Linked DNA regions of Homo sapiens: regions 2 and 3 are each linked to region 1. The links are chromatin contacts, found by Hi-C or POLR2A ChIA-PET in ENCODE. All regions are on one chromosome and are shown on one strand. Each heading gives the region's core, a stretch centred on a gene start or an enhancer-like site at or near the end of the contact. The rest is flanking DNA. Distances are from core to core; before and after follow the strand shown.

Region 1 (5,056 bases), core at 652-3,151:
TATGTAAACCGTGTGTCTACTACAGGGACTGGCTCGTACTTGCTTCTCGAATTCATATTTGATGTATAAGTAATGAAAACTTTTTAAATACAAGCTAAGTTTTTATAAAATAAAACAGGTTTGTTAAGCTATAACTCATATAGATATTCTCTTGCATCACCAAGACTCTAAACAAGACCATGAGAACCTTAGCTATTCATGGAGTCTTTATAAATAATGACAAACTTTTTTTTCTTTCTTTTTTTTAAACCAATTTTGTGTTTAGTTTTAATATGATAAGCAATCTGTAGCCAGGATATTGAAGTGTGCCCTAATATAACAATGTAGATTATCACATCAATTTGAATATTTTGTTAAAAGAGATGCAAGTGTGACCCTACACATTACTTACCCTAATGATTCCAGAATTGATTTAACCACTGCACACAGCCGATTCCTTTGCTTTATATGCTCAAGGATATTTTTGCATGGGGGACATTTCTTTGCTCAATGACACAGGCAGAAATGCCAGGCTGAGCAGCTCATGGCTGCTGTATTGATGCTTTGGTGAAGGAGGAGATCAGCTACCCCGAGATTTGGGCATTGTAAACGTCTTTCATTTTCCTTCCTTTCCCTGGTTTTAATTAGCATTGGTGATTCAGGGCTGACTAAATTTTTCATCCAAGTTTTTCTTTCAAGTCATTGATCAATAACTCGTTAATGAAGCCAGGAGAAGAGAACGAAGCATTCTTAAATGTCCAGTACCACTCCTAAAAGCAAACAAATAAACAAGCCAGGAGCTGCACTGAAGAAATCATTCAGCTAGCTAAACCGTGCAGTGGCTACGAGGAAGAGTAATTGATTTAGTGGGGAGGGTGCTAACATCCCTAAACATTAAATCCAAGACATAATATTTAAAACATTGCTTTAAAGGGTATTAATATTTGCATTATCGTTTTCCATTTAACTTTCATGAAATGTCATATGGTCTTAATAAAATAGTTTTCAAGGTATAGTTCATCTGAAGAGCCATTAATTCAACCTTCTCTAAATAGAGTTCTTTAGAAGACCGTTACATTTTGAATTTCCAAAGGAACAGAGCAGTGTGTGATGCATATCCTCAGTATTCATGCAGAGACTAGAGAAGGTCATTTGCACTTCTGTGCCAGACATTTCAAAAATAAAGCAAAAAAAAAAAAAAAAAAGTGGAAGTCTCCATGCACAGTTCAAGGATCTTTCCACTAGGTGGCAGAAGCGCTCCTTCAGCTCTTCCGCTTCTTCTGGTGTGGGCTGTAATTAGGTCAGTTTAAGTTAAAGTAGGGCTGAGAGATGAAAAAAGTAGATTTTCTCCTCTGGAACACACTGCAGTTTAATTTCACTTCTTTCTACATTGTGCGATGAAGGTGGATTTAACTTTTAAAGGCAAAGAGACAAATCTCTGCCAGGGTAAATGAAAAGACTCAGGGAGGGCAACTGGCACAAAAAAAAACATAAAAGAAAGGAAATGCTTTTTGGCTGTTTCCTAATTTTGATATCCGGGTCATAGTCAGAAATCATTTTCAGAGGTAAAGTGTTATATAGGTTCTGTGAAAAGCGGGGGTGACTTCTGAAGCCTAAGGGGGCCGGCTTGCTGGGTGTCGATGTTAAAAATTTCCCCTACTGGTGACATTAAATAAAATAAAGCCATTTTATCCTCGACGCTTTTCTAATTTTGCCAGCAGCCAGAGAAGCATGCTAATCTGAGAGGAAAACTCCACACCCCAACACAGGTTTCCCTTTCCTGCTGAATAAGGCACTTAGGAAGGAAGTGGTCCTGAAGGTGAAAGTTGAAACCGGTGTTTTACCCAATGCTGCCTGTTAGAGGCCCTGGGGAGGACAGGGACGTCCTGGAATCGGGATGGGCTGAGCGCGCCAGGCAGCCTGGTGAGGAGGTGGAGGAGCTTCCCTATCAGAGAGCGTCAGGAAGTCACTGCGGTCACCTCTGTGAGAAACAGTGGGGAAAAGGGGAGGACAATCGCAGGAAAACCCATCCACTCCTCTGCTGCCGATCATGGCATTCATTGAATGTGCAAAAGCCAGATATTGTTAAAGAAAATAAAGGCAAATAAGATATGAGAACAGACGTGGCATAAATAATGATGTTTCCTGATTCTAAACTCTTTAGAGGTTGAGAGCATCCAGCTAATTTGGAGGTTGTTTCTTTGAATTACAGGTCATGTCACAGGGAATGCCAAACTCAGAGAGAGGAGAGGAGGTTGGCGGCACAATAAAAGCTGTATGGGGGATGGGGGGGAAATGGGGATGGCTAATGGGTACAAAAAATAGAAAGAATGAATACAATCTGATATTTGATAACACCGCAGGGTGACTATAGTCAGCAATAATTTAACTGTAGATTTTTTAAAAACTAAGTGTATAATTGGATTGTTTGTAACACTAAAGATAAATGCTTGAGGTGGTGGATACCCCATTTACCCTGATGTGATTATTACGCATTGCGTGCGTGTGTCAAAATATCTCACTAGCTCTGTAACTACATATATATATATATATATCATCTACGTATCCAAAAAAATTTAAAAAATTTAAATAAATATATGAGGAAATAAGCTAAATACACAAACAGGTGGCTCAGATATACTAAGATTATTCAAATAATTCTTTAATTTTCTGAAAAATGTTTAAGATTGGAGTTGACAGTGCCTTCTGACGCCTCTTCAGCATTGCCCAGTTGCTAATGTCTTTGTGTTACCCCAAAATTTGTTCAAACATATTGAAACTGGAAATCCACCTGGTTAACAATACCTCCTGTTTGTGCAGGCTGTTTTCCATCTGTAGCCACAGATGATATGATTACAGACTTTGTGTGCAATTCGGTGTTCTTATGTTTGCCTACGGAATCATAGACAATCACATTAAAGCTATGTGCAAACATGGCACATGACTCAATTCTCCATTCCTCAAATGATGTTCTGTGTATGTCTCAATATTGAAGAAAGGAATAAAGAGTGATGGAGAGCAGAGTAAGAAGGCAAGGAATAAAGAACATGAATTAAAGACTCTTGAAATCTTATTTCAAGGACACAATCACTGTGTTGTAGCTTCTCATTTCAAATATACTAAGAGATCCAATTGTTGACAGACAGTAGTCAGATATGGTACAACTAGATACTGTACTTCTTGATGAGATTGGAAACAGAAAACACAGTCAATGAATTGTAATTTATAAAGACAGTGGACTGATCCCTGATGTATATCTCAGAAATCAGATAGTTTATCCCGGTTAGGAATTTGGAGACAAATGTTTGAAAACCATTCTGTCAGTTAATCAAAATGTGTTGAAAGAATACAGTGTCACAAACAGAGCAAGCATACCCACACACACATGCATACCCACACACACATGCATACCACACACACATGCCCACATATACCTGGGTTAGATTTTAGTTGAAACTTTGGTTAGAAATCCTCATTTCTTTGCTTAAAATTTGTAAGCTTAACTTTCTTCACGTGTTTGTTTTAGACTATAAATTGAACTTTAGGAAGCAAGTATTTTGTTCATTTGTAAAATGAGAGTAGTCTATTCAAACTTTTTAAAGCATAAGCCATACTCTTGCTAAGTCTGTAAATCTGGGATTAGAAGCATCATGAACAACCATTGGATTGTAGCATAGACAATCCAATTGTATAGAAAAATCTCTGATAATCTGTATACCACAGCAGACTTTATAGAACGCCATTGTTAATAAATATTTTATGGTCTTTAAAGTTTTAGTCATCATTACTACTACATATTCTGTGAAAGGTTGTGAAAATATTAAAGGTATCTAAGTAAAATACTTTCCTAGGAATATCTCAGGTAACTTTTAGAGACAGGGTCTTGCTCTGTCACCCAGGCTGGAGTGCAGTGCAGTGATCATAGCTCACTGTAACCTCCAACTCCTGGGCTCAGGGTATCCTCCCACCTCAGACTCCAGTTAGCTAGGACTACAGGCACATGCCACACACCTGGATTTTTATTATTATTATTATATATTATTATTATTTGTAGAAACAGGGTCTCATGGTGTTGCCCAGGCTAGTCTTAAACTCCTGACCTCCAGTGATCCTTCCTCCTTGGCTTCCCAAAATGCTGGGATAGGCATGAGCAGTGCACCTGGCAAGTAGTCTGATTTTTATTTTAAATGCCTAGCGTGGGTCCGAATACAATGGTACAAGTGACAAAAAGGAATAAAGAATCACAACTGGGCTTTGGCCTTCTCCTCACTGTTATCCTCTTATGTGTGTACCTGTGGATCTTTCTGCATAACCAATGCTATTATCCCACTGCAGTTAATTATTTCCATATCCACAGAAGTGTAAAACTGGAAATGAGTAATAATTCTATTTATTTAAATTCTGTGGCATGGAAATATCTGGCATGCAGTAGGTATTTGATAAATATATGCTGAACTAATGAATAAATAGAACTAATGAGTTAGCACTAGTTTTATTTCAATTAGCTATGACATGTAAAGCTACATTCTATAGGAGGAACTAGAGCTAAATCTCAAGTTTCTAGTTTCTCGATTCCAAGATTTTTTGGTTTTCGTTTTAATGTTATTATTTTTGTATATATCAGCACCTATTACATAGTGATCTTTTTTTGCTTTGCATGTAAACATTTTCAGTAGATGTATCAGTATGTATATTTCAGGATAGAGAGATAGATAGATAGATAGATAGATAGGTAGATATCTATGGGGACATATAATCTAAATATACAAGTGTAGGCACTGCTGGGTCACTATGTGCCTCTTAAGCAGTTAGTTCATTTTAAAGGCGGTTAATGTTCTCACACATTAAATAATTATAAATTAGTTAATCTTGTGCATAGTGGAAAATAATCCCAAACTTAAGTTTCATTTTATTAAATAAAGTTAATTCCCTCAAACTTTTACAAAGAGGGCCAATTATGACACTAATTATATAAGCATGACCTTTAATAGGTATTCATTCTGCAGGAGTGTATTATTGTTTGAGAAATGCTTGTATTTCCAATAATTTCTTTTATTCAAACAAAATTTTGAAGACA
Region 2 (5,056 bases), core at 731-3,230, 1.5 Mb after region 1:
TGGGGTTTTTGAATGGCTGTTCTAGGTGGAGATCCTGGAACACATCTGCATCTTAACAAGATTCAACATCTGAACCTGTAAAACTTTAGACAGAATTCAACCTGATACCATTAAGGAAAGAACCACCAGAATAGATATTTCAACATCTTAATGAGTCTAGAATTGAAGCAAGCCTTGTAGAAGGGAAAATCCTCCCCAATTAAACCTAGTCTTTGAAAAGGTGGTTAGATATTTCAGAAGATGAAAATAGCATCCATAATAAGTTATCTGAATTTAGGCAAGAATTAGGAAGAAAAAACAATTCTCAGTTCTTCTTCCTAAATTTGTCTCTCCCATCTTCCCCATAAGGAGCCCCGCTCTTCCCACAGGGACCAAGGTAACTATTTGATAATTCCTTCTTTGCAGCTATTTCCTGATGAGCTAGATGGAGAATTCACAGATTAATGCCAACCTCTTCAAATAACTGTATATGATGAAAAGGAAACACTGGCATGGTTTGTCCATGTGGCAGGTTTTTAATATTTATTCAAAAAATATATACTGGAAGGAGAAAACAGATATGGGAAACTAAGATGTATCATTCATATAAGAATACAATTTTGTCTATTAATGACCACAGTGTGTGATATTTAATTGGTCTTCAGAATAATTGCATATCAAACCATCTAAATCTGATAACATGTTTGGTCAATAATGATCTCCACATAGGTTATTGAATTTTTGCCCAGCTGGCACTGGTTGAGGCCCAGGGAAGCTCTAAGTTTAAAAGAACTTGAGGAACAAAAAAGAATAAAAATTAGGTACAAGCCTTTTAAAATTTATGTTGATCCCAAGTTCACTATTTTGCCATTTGGGTAACAGTTATATATTTTGTGGAGCTCCCATGATATCTTAGACATAAACCCACACGAAGTAGATATTCAGTATCTATGACTTAGGGGATTGGCTGATCTATTTCATCTCTTTCCTTCTAATGGTTGTTCAATAAGTCATACAGTAACTACTGTAGTTGCTGTATTGAAGTAGTCAAGTGAAAAAGAATATTTTTTTCTCCCTTGAACAGTATTTTCTGCTAACACAGCACACTTGTAAAAGCCCTTGAATATTTCAGCATAGGCATCAGATAAACATATAAATAACTAGATAAATAACTGACAAAATGCTGCAAATTATTTGGCGATAAATATAAGCACACCACAAATTACAAGGTTAATGCTTAACATCTTTTAGAAAATGCTTCTAAACTAAGGCTGTATTGTTAACATGAGATTACGGAAAAGGATTTTGTAATACTTAAAAGTTCTTGGACTGTTGGACAGTGAGTATTTTCTAATTGCTGAGCAAAAATAACAATATGGCATGATTCAATTCTGTAAGATTGAATGATTAAAAAAATCAAAATCAAAGGCTCTTCTGTTTGTACTATGAAGCATTTGGAGTTAAATTGTAAATAAGGACTGGAAAGAACGCATACAATTTAAGTAGCAGTCAGGACCAGTGGAGTATAATTTTTGGAATGCTTAAAATGATTATGAGATTGAGTAAGAAAATCGTAATGCCCAATTTTCTCTGAAAAAAAAAAAGTTATAGATGCCCTAAACAAGACACCAATGGTTGATAAAAAGGCAAAAATAAAAAATTTGGTCCCTGAATGATGACAAGTCAATGCAAATAGTGTGCTTTCCATTGGAAGCACAATTCCATATGTTCGTAGGCCAGCTCTGTCAGGCCCATTGGCAGGCCGTCCTGCTGTGCTCATCCTCAGTATGACACTCACCAGGCAGAGATGATGATGTATAGAAGCCAGGAAAATTTCCACTACGTGTCATGATCATGAGAGGCATAGCCTAGCTGCTGCTGAATGGTGGCAGCAGAAAATTCAGTCAACATATTTTAACCTTCAGAGTTATTCAGGCACATTCTGATCTCACCAAATGAGCTGATAAGAGTGAAGTACAAACTTGGCGTCAAACAGCTGTTTCCAAACAACCAATGGGAGGCAAGGCAAAGGAGTGCTTTCTTTCCGTTTTTAGGTACAGTCAGTGCTTTTCAAGGCTAAAACTTCAACAACAGTTTTTCCATTGCATAAAACAAAAACAGCTAACCTTTTAAATGTATAGGAACACAGTGGGGTAATAAAAATAAAAGGAAGAAGAGAAGAAGAAAAAGAATAAATGGAAGAATAACTTAAATGTTATAGGGTAAAACCAGCCAGGTTCTAAAGACAAAGCACTCTATGAACATTAGATTATGCAGTTGATTCGACCCTAATTCAAGTCAAGCTGGTTCAAATGTTTCACTTGAAATTTTTTTGTCCTTTTTTGCTTGTTGCTTATCCTGAAATCTGATCTACTTGTAGGTTTAATGCAGGGGACGGGCAAAAATCTGACCTATCCTTAGTATTGTAAGGGATTGCACTAAATGTGGGAGTAAGAGCAATAATTCCACAGCTTCCTTCTTGGAAACAGGCCCAGCTTGAAGAAATAAAAATAGAAGTGTCTGAATGCAACTAAAAAGCTCAGCCACATGGAATTTAAATGCCAATTCCCTTTAGCCTTTTTTTTTTATTTTTTTAGTCATCAAAATTCCTAAGCCCACAAATTCAAAAACTCTTACAGTCCAGCATCTTTTCTGGTAACCCATCACTTGAAGTCACATTGATCCAAAATGACTGCATATTGAATAGCTTCAACCCAGCTGTCCTCATACTTTTAAAAAATTATTAAGTTTAAAATGTAGATAAATAAATACATATGCCAAAGGGCACTAGAGTTCCAGGACAGGACTCGTTTAGTTGATGTTCATCCTTATGATTCCAGAATACACTTATATTAAGTTTTTTACGTTCTAAAAAAACACATTTTAAATTGAAACAAAAAAATTCCTAATATTTTTGCCAACCTCTGTTTCTAATTTGCCCAAGGGCCCTGTTTAGCATATTTGCAGTATCATATATTCAAAGTGGAAGAACGGGAAACAAAAAACAGATTTAGGAAACCAAGATTTACCACTAGTATGAGATGATAATTTGGTGTATCTCATGATGACTACATACATTAATTGTTTTTATGAGTGCTTCCATATTTTAAATTGTCTTCTGGATGGTAGATATATCAACATTCTCGGAAAAATTGAATTTCTCTGTCACTCTGCTGTTCATTGATCTTTTGTCTGCATGTGGTCTTTTTGAAATTAAGTGAAACTCTTTGTTTAAAAGAGATACTTAGGGTGCAAAGAGGAATAAGAATCTGGCCTAGGCCATTTAAACCCATGTTTATCCAGTATTCATCATTTTCTCCTCTAACATATGAACGTAGTTTCCAAAACCACAAATCTCACAAGTGTTTAGATCCAGACTTGTAAACAGGTTTGATTTCCTTTTACTGAGCGTCTTCCTTCCTCTTCTCTTATTGCATTCAGCTGGCTCTAATTCCTTCTGGTGTACTTAAAGAAATGAAATATTTTGTCTGAATTAAGAATAATCATGTGTTTGAGAAGATCAATCCTGAAACAATAGAAAAGTGAATTGTTTCCAATGGATCTGTTTACAATGACTGAGCAACTAGGATTTGGATGAATAAATAAAAAGACCAGTAATTTTATTGAGTTATATTGTTCAATTTCAATTGTGTCTCTTAACATAAACAGCTTAGTGATTGATGTATTATTGAATATTCGTGGAGTGTGCCTGTAATGAATATGTTTATGAGTGACCCTCTGAGAGTAAATCAATGTTAGAAAGAGACCTCTGTTTTTTAGGAGTTTAGATGATTGCAAATCAAACTTTCAAATGTCCAGATTTTAACACCTAGTACTTTGAAATTTAGAGGGAAAATTAAAAGTACCCAAAAAGCAAACGAGCCAGTGAATTATGGGAAAGAAAAAAAGAAAACATTTTTTTTTTCTTTTTTCAGACAGTGTCTTGCTTTGTCACCCAGGCTGGAGTGCAGTAGTACAATCACAGCTCTCTGCAGCCTCGTGCTCCTAGGCTCAATCTGTCCTCCCACCTCAGCAGCTGGGACTACAGGCATGCAGGACCACACCCAGTTGATTTTATTGTTTTTGTTATTGTTGTTGTTTTGTTTTTGTTTTTATTTTTTCGTAGAGATGGGGTCTCACTCTGTTGCCCTGGTGTGTCTTGAATTTCTGGCCTCAAGAGAGCCTCCTACCTCAGCCTCCCAAAGTGTTGGGATTACATGTGTGAGCCACCACATCCAGCCAGAATTCTTATTAACCTTTTTCAGTATCTGAGGCCATTATTTGGAAGCATCCTTAAGAAAATGACCAAAACATCACCATGACAGAGTCAAACACACTAGTGTCTTAAACAAATCATGCTCTTTTCTTTTAAAATTATGCAACTATTAATAGGCATGTAATTCTACTTATTATTCTCCCTAGTGGATAATTTATCTCTGTGAAAATGCTCCTCCTAGTAAGGTATTGAACTACATTTTGTCTTGAGCTTCATAGATGTCCAAGTATCTGAATTGATTGATGAGGCAAGGATATTCAATTGCAGAATCCCTCACTTCTATACAATTCATGATCTCCCTCAATTACTCTATTTTCTAAATGCTTATGACCTGGTCCAAGGAACTCGTAAGTCTTAGAAACGTATCTTCCACCATTCTTGGAATCGCTGCCCACAAAAATCATACACAAATGGGATGCTTCAATAATTTCTAAGTGGGGGAATGCCTAGGAAATGCAATAGACTGTTATCCTCAATCAGGAGGATATACAATCTGTTGATACAGCCTGGGGTTAGACAAGTAATGTCTCTATGACAAGGTGCTAAACTATGCTCTATCTTCCAATAGTACCTCTTCCTTCTCACATCTTCCAACTGGTATCTCTTCCCAGATTCTCTACTTATTCTCTTTTTTTCTATATACCCATATATACAGAAATATCTTTCAATCATATGTGTACAACTCCAAAATTCTTATTTCAAGATTAAATTATTTCTCAAGCTTATTCCTGTCTTACGTTTTCAACTGCCTGCTACTTTCCCCCCAAAATCCACATTCTGTTAAACCAGATGTCCTTCCTG
Region 3 (5,056 bases), core at 1,591-4,090, 1.1 Mb after region 1:
ACCAGTAAGATTAACAAGTGGCTTATCAGAGTCCATGAGTTAAAATGTAATCGTTAAACCAATATACATGTAATATAAGACTGGATTTTTTCAACAGAAACTTGCTATTAAAACCTAATCATATTTTGAAAGATACAAAGGAAAATAAGTTAAAAAAAAAGTTTTAAAATTATCAAATACAACCTAGATGTACATAAAAAAGAAAAAAAAAATCATCATGATTGAGTTTTTTATACCAGGAATACAAACATAGTTCAACATTTAAAAAATTCAGCAATGTAAACTATCACATTTATCAGAAGAAAAGAGAAAAAGAATAAGGTTATCTCATTTAAGAAAAACCACCAGAACTCCAGAACTATAAGAACTTTTTCTTTATAAATGACTCAGTCTCAGTTATTCTATTATAACAACAGTAAATAGACTAAGACATCCACTTTTCTAATTGCCATACTCTGAGTTTAAATTCCTATAAGAATTTGATTCAACAAGCTCATATTTTTAATAAAATGTTTGTGAATTAAAAAAAAACTTCTCCATCAAAATTAAATAGATTACTATAGAGCTTCTTTATACATTCTAAATCTACAGGAATAAAACATAATATGCAACTATCCTCCCAAATATTATAATTATAACACCCATTTTAACAGCATATTTCAGGGTTAGTGTTTAGTAATCAGTAACTGTTATGATTATTCAAAAACTTTTTCTTATTCAAATAAGGGAATTGATTGATATCGAAGGAAAAGATAAAATATAGTAAACATTTAGAGGAAATATAGCTGTACACACACTAGATAATCAGTAACCGGACTATGTGAAATTTAATAGAAGACAGTCCCTGAGTTCAGAATAGTATGTGATTTGAAGGTTGTCAGCAATATTTCGTAACAGCCAAGCAGAATTCAGGAATGAATAAAGTGTACACTGAAGAAAACCAATGTAATTTTCCCATTATACACAAACCTATTTAGACCATCACCTAACAGTCTTCTTCTCTGTGACTTAACATAGTTGGGTACAACATGAATAGGGTATCCAGGAGAGCAGTCAAATTGATACAAAGTCTAGATTGAAAGGTTTAGCTAAGGAAGTTTATAGTAATTATTTGGTCCCCAGTGACATTTCCAAGGATGGTGGTAGCAGACTTTGAGTGAGATTTTGAAGGACGGTGATAACAGGCTTCAAGGAAATGCAGGAATATTATTGTTCATATGCTGATGACCATTTCTGTTGATAAAAGAGCAAGGGAAAAAAGTCTAAGGGTATGGCAGGAAGAACTTAGATTAGATGATGCAGAATGAAGATTACTCATGAAATGCCATTTTCTGGGATATCAAGATAATGCATATTATGATATCTAAAACTGATTATGGTAATGCTGCCATGAAACAAAGGAAGAAAATTAACAATTTTCTGAGGTCATTTCAAGTTCTGAAGAAAATATATGAGTGTTCACGTGTGTCTTCATAAATATTCATATTCCATATATATGTAAATATATAGTATACTTACTGAAAACCTTATTTAACATAAAAATTATTCTTCTAAATTTTAATGTAAGGATGTTATATTTAAAAATTAAACTGAATTTCTGATGACAGGGTATTAAGCTCTAAAATATATCTTATGACATTATTGCCCTTATGGCAAAAAAGAAAGAAAATATGCCCTCATTGCTGTTAAGGAAAGTATGTTCATTACCAGTGACTTCCCAGAAGAGAGTAACCATTTCTGATTTTGTTTTTCCTTTCCATTATAGTATCTAGTTAAAATGGTGCAAGTAATATATAAATTTGTTTCTGTTATAATCCTTGTGAATCATTTTAGATCTTTATTACGGTATAATTCTTTCATTTACTTTAAACAGAATGTTTAAATTGTCTTCAGCAGTGTCATTTCCAATAAACTGAAGAACTCCAATTCTAAAAATTTTAAAGAGTCAATTTCACTATTTTAAAAAGCCATACTCTCTGTCCTGCTTTCCCCCACATGGAAGACATGGAAAATCATTAGCAATGTTACTGTTTATTTGCAATCCTACAATTTTTTAGTGCATTCTACTTTACCTCAAAACTGAACCTCAGTTTTCAATCACTGAGTAATACATATGTAGAGAGATTCATTCTGTTGCTAAGGACATAATCCAATCAGTGTAATGATTTTTGAGAAAGAAGTAAGCTAGTTTTGTTTACATCTCACTTCCATAGAGCATAAAATAGCAGAGGACTTTCCGGGTAGATGAACACCCTGGAGGTACTAGAGTGGGATGCAGCAGGCAGGACAGGCTGGGTTCACCGCATAAAGAGAAAAGTCTGTCTTAATTTGTACTTTCCCCTCAGGCTTCAAATCCATTTAAAAAATGGACTGAAGCAATAACAAAAGGGATTTGCACCCCAATAAAATCACCCCTTTGAATGACAGCTTGGCTGCTTAGGGAAAATTTACCATAATTCAACTGATTCTATAATGAGGGAGAAGCAAATGTAAACTCAACTACCTGGACCCAGCCATTGAACTTAGATAATTATTTCCCAATCAAAAAAGAACATCCTGTTTTTCTTTGGCATGCTCTGGTGTCTGTTAGTTTTGCTTTTTATAGCTTTAGTTGAAATTTCATAATCACAGAGTTCAAATACAGAACACATTTGAGTCAGTTCTCTGGAACAATATCATTCCCTTAGAGCTCTCCTTTTTCAAAAGAAACAACAACAACAAAAATTCCCAGGCCTTTATTAGACTCTGTGCTTCCCCTGTTCCTGTGTATAAAACTCTCTGCTCTAAGGATCTATGCTATTAAAGCAAAGCCCGAGGCTAAATTCAACAGGGAAGTGAGTGGAAGGAGCAGGTGAGCTCACCTAGATTACCGGTTTAGCAAGTTTACTGGAGAATTTAAAGGGAAAAAAAAGTAGAAGGAAAAACACTTGGGATTCAGCAAAAGCCAAAATGAGTTAGGACCAAATCTGTTGTGAAGGGATGTGTATTTTTAAAGGAAATGTAGTCCATGTTTCTGACTCACTTACAATGACCTTATCAAAATGTCATGTAATGAAAGTTATTTAGGGTCCAATAATCCTTTTGAGCATCTAAATAGCATTTCAAAACATTTTTTTCTAGTTTGATTACAAATGAACTCAAATTCCAAAAATTCCATCAAGGTCAGTAAAATTCTCAAGAGTCATCATATTGAAACAGAATTTAAATGCTGCAATTTTTTCTTTCTATCCTGAGTCATTAAAATGGTTATGGGATGTTTAATTCAGTTGGAGACTTTGGATTGCATAATTATAGACAATCAAACGAAAATCAAGAAAAAGCTCCTAGGAATAGACTTTTTTAAGTGATTTTGCACATTTATTATTCATTGTAAAAAGCTTACCAAAAAGTCTTCTAACTTTCTTTCTCTACAACATAATAGTAGTTTCCTAATGTTTCCCTGGGAATTAGAAGGAGTTTGGCATAAGATACTCTAATGTTGTACTGAAGTCCTAAAGTTCACACATTTTCATGTTCTAGATCATTTATATTAGTCTGCTGAGAAACACAGAAGGTCAGAGATGGAGGTTATTGTGATAATTTAGTCCAAACCCTGAGCACTGAAATGGGAAATTGCAATTTTCTGCCCAAGGGGACATTAATATTTGGTGGCAGAACTAGTCTGTACTGACTAAAAGATTTCCCAAATACTTCCTAAACTACTGAACGCATAACTTTCTGTAACATGTTCTTTTTTTTTTTTTTTTTTTTTTGGTGAGATGGAGTCTTGCTCTGTCGCCTAGGCTGGAGTGCAGTGGGTGCAGTGACAATTGTGACACTGAAACCTCTGCCTTCCAGGTTCAAATGATTCTCTTACCTCAGCCTCCTGAGTAGCTGGGATTACAGGTGCCTGCCACCATGCCCGGCTTATTTTTGCATTTTTAATGGAGATGGGGTTTCACCATGTTGGTCAGGCTGGTCTCAAACTCCTGACCTCAGATGATCCACCCGCCTCGGCCTCCCAAAGTGCTGGGATTACAGGTGTGAGCCACCATGCCTGGCCTCATTTCTCTTTTTGAGGATTGTAAAAATCTGCTGACAGCATGGCCAATAATCTAGGGTGACTGTCTAGCCCACAACATGACTATGTCTTGCTTAGACTACTATAATTTTCTTACAACAGCTTCTTTGCCTCACTCCTGCTTCTCTGCAGTCTGTTGTCCACTCAGCAGTAAGAGTGACCCTATAGATCTTTTTATTCCCCTGTTTAAAACCACTCATCAACCATTAACTGGTTTTCCAACACATTTTGACTAAAGTCGTCATTCTGACCTGCAATATCTTGTAATGATCTAGATCTTGGTACATTAACTGATACCCTATCACTTTATCACTTGCTGACAGTGCTCTCATCATACTGCTCCTCTTCACGTTCCCAGAGTAACCAATCACATTTGAACTTGTGCTCCTTTTGCATGAAATAATATTCCCTCAGATATCCACATGACCCACTTTCATTCACATCTCTGCTCAATGTCACCTCCCCGGAGAGATGTTTCCTCTTTTTCCTACCTAAAAAACATTTCCTTACTCTCTCTGCCGTTGTTTTGTCTATTTTTTCTTTCTGGAACTCAACACTGTCTGATAGCATATCTACATCTTTTTTACTATTGGTGTATTATCTATCTTAGTTACTAAAATATGAATATATGAAGAAAGAGACATTTTCCCCTAGCACATTGAACAGATTTCTGGGAGAGACTGATGCTCTGATGGTATATGGTTCCAATCTCAACAACTCCATTATCATGTTTCTTTAGTTAGCTTTGTAAGTTTATTAACTTTCAAATTCTGTTACACAAAATATCTTGTGGCAATGTATGTATTAGTCATTATCAAAAAGAGCTACAGTTGCTCCTCAGATCTCTAGCAATTGGGGGCAGTGCCGTTAACCTTGAAAAGCAGAGGATTTCTAGGCTCTGAGTGCATAATTGTAATGATTTTTGGTTAGTTAACCCAGAAGACACAAACGATCAAACTGCAAAACAGTAAGACAAGGTGTTTATTGGGGTCTTAG

Evidence for each region. A loop is a pair of places that touch in the nucleus more often than their neighbours do. ChIA-PET counts read pairs that join two places held with the same protein, here RNA polymerase II (POLR2A). Pooled maps may share reads with other maps.
Region 2: a map of heart right ventricle shows a loop between it and region 1 (6-fold over the local background). The contact joins two enhancer-like sites. A Hi-C loop is called at or near these places in 3 of 168 maps with a recorded cell type or tissue (MCF 10A, chondrocyte and heart right ventricle), 2 of 37 single-sample maps with no recorded cell type and 7 of 50 pooled maps.
Region 3: a loop to region 1 is called in a map of chondrocyte, with 4 times the contacts of the local background. The contact joins two enhancer-like sites. A Hi-C loop is called at or near these places in 1 of 168 maps with a recorded cell type or tissue (chondrocyte) and 5 of 50 pooled maps. POLR2A ChIA-PET finds 5 or more read pairs at or near these places in 1 of 52 experiments (BJ).

Annotation. Positions count from the first base shown.
Region 1 is chr6:141,559,181-141,564,236 of GRCh38, reverse strand. No RefSeq gene overlaps it. Among named protein-coding and RNA genes, the nearest start is that of GJE1, 570 kb to the left of the region's middle. Within about 2 kb of position 1,901, at least 16 of the 41 ENCODE cell types and tissues checked have a DNase peak (open chromatin) inside an H3K27ac peak, as active enhancers do; they include heart right ventricle, where a contact is called at or near this core.
Region 2 is chr6:140,076,320-140,081,375 of GRCh38, reverse strand. All of the region lies in intron 1 of LINC02941 (long intergenic non-protein coding RNA 2941), which reads right to left. All of the region lies in intron 2 of LOC107986652 (a long non-coding RNA gene), which reads left to right. Among named protein-coding and RNA genes, the nearest start is that of LINC02941, 100 kb to the right of the region's middle. Within about 2 kb of position 1,980, at least 8 of the 41 ENCODE cell types and tissues checked have a DNase peak (open chromatin) inside an H3K27ac peak, as active enhancers do; they include heart right ventricle, where a contact is called at or near this core.
Region 3 is chr6:140,460,720-140,465,775 of GRCh38, reverse strand. No RefSeq gene overlaps it. Among named protein-coding and RNA genes, the nearest start is that of MIR4465, 220 kb to the left of the region's middle. Within about 2 kb of position 2,840, at least 9 of the 41 ENCODE cell types and tissues checked have a DNase peak (open chromatin) inside an H3K27ac peak, as active enhancers do.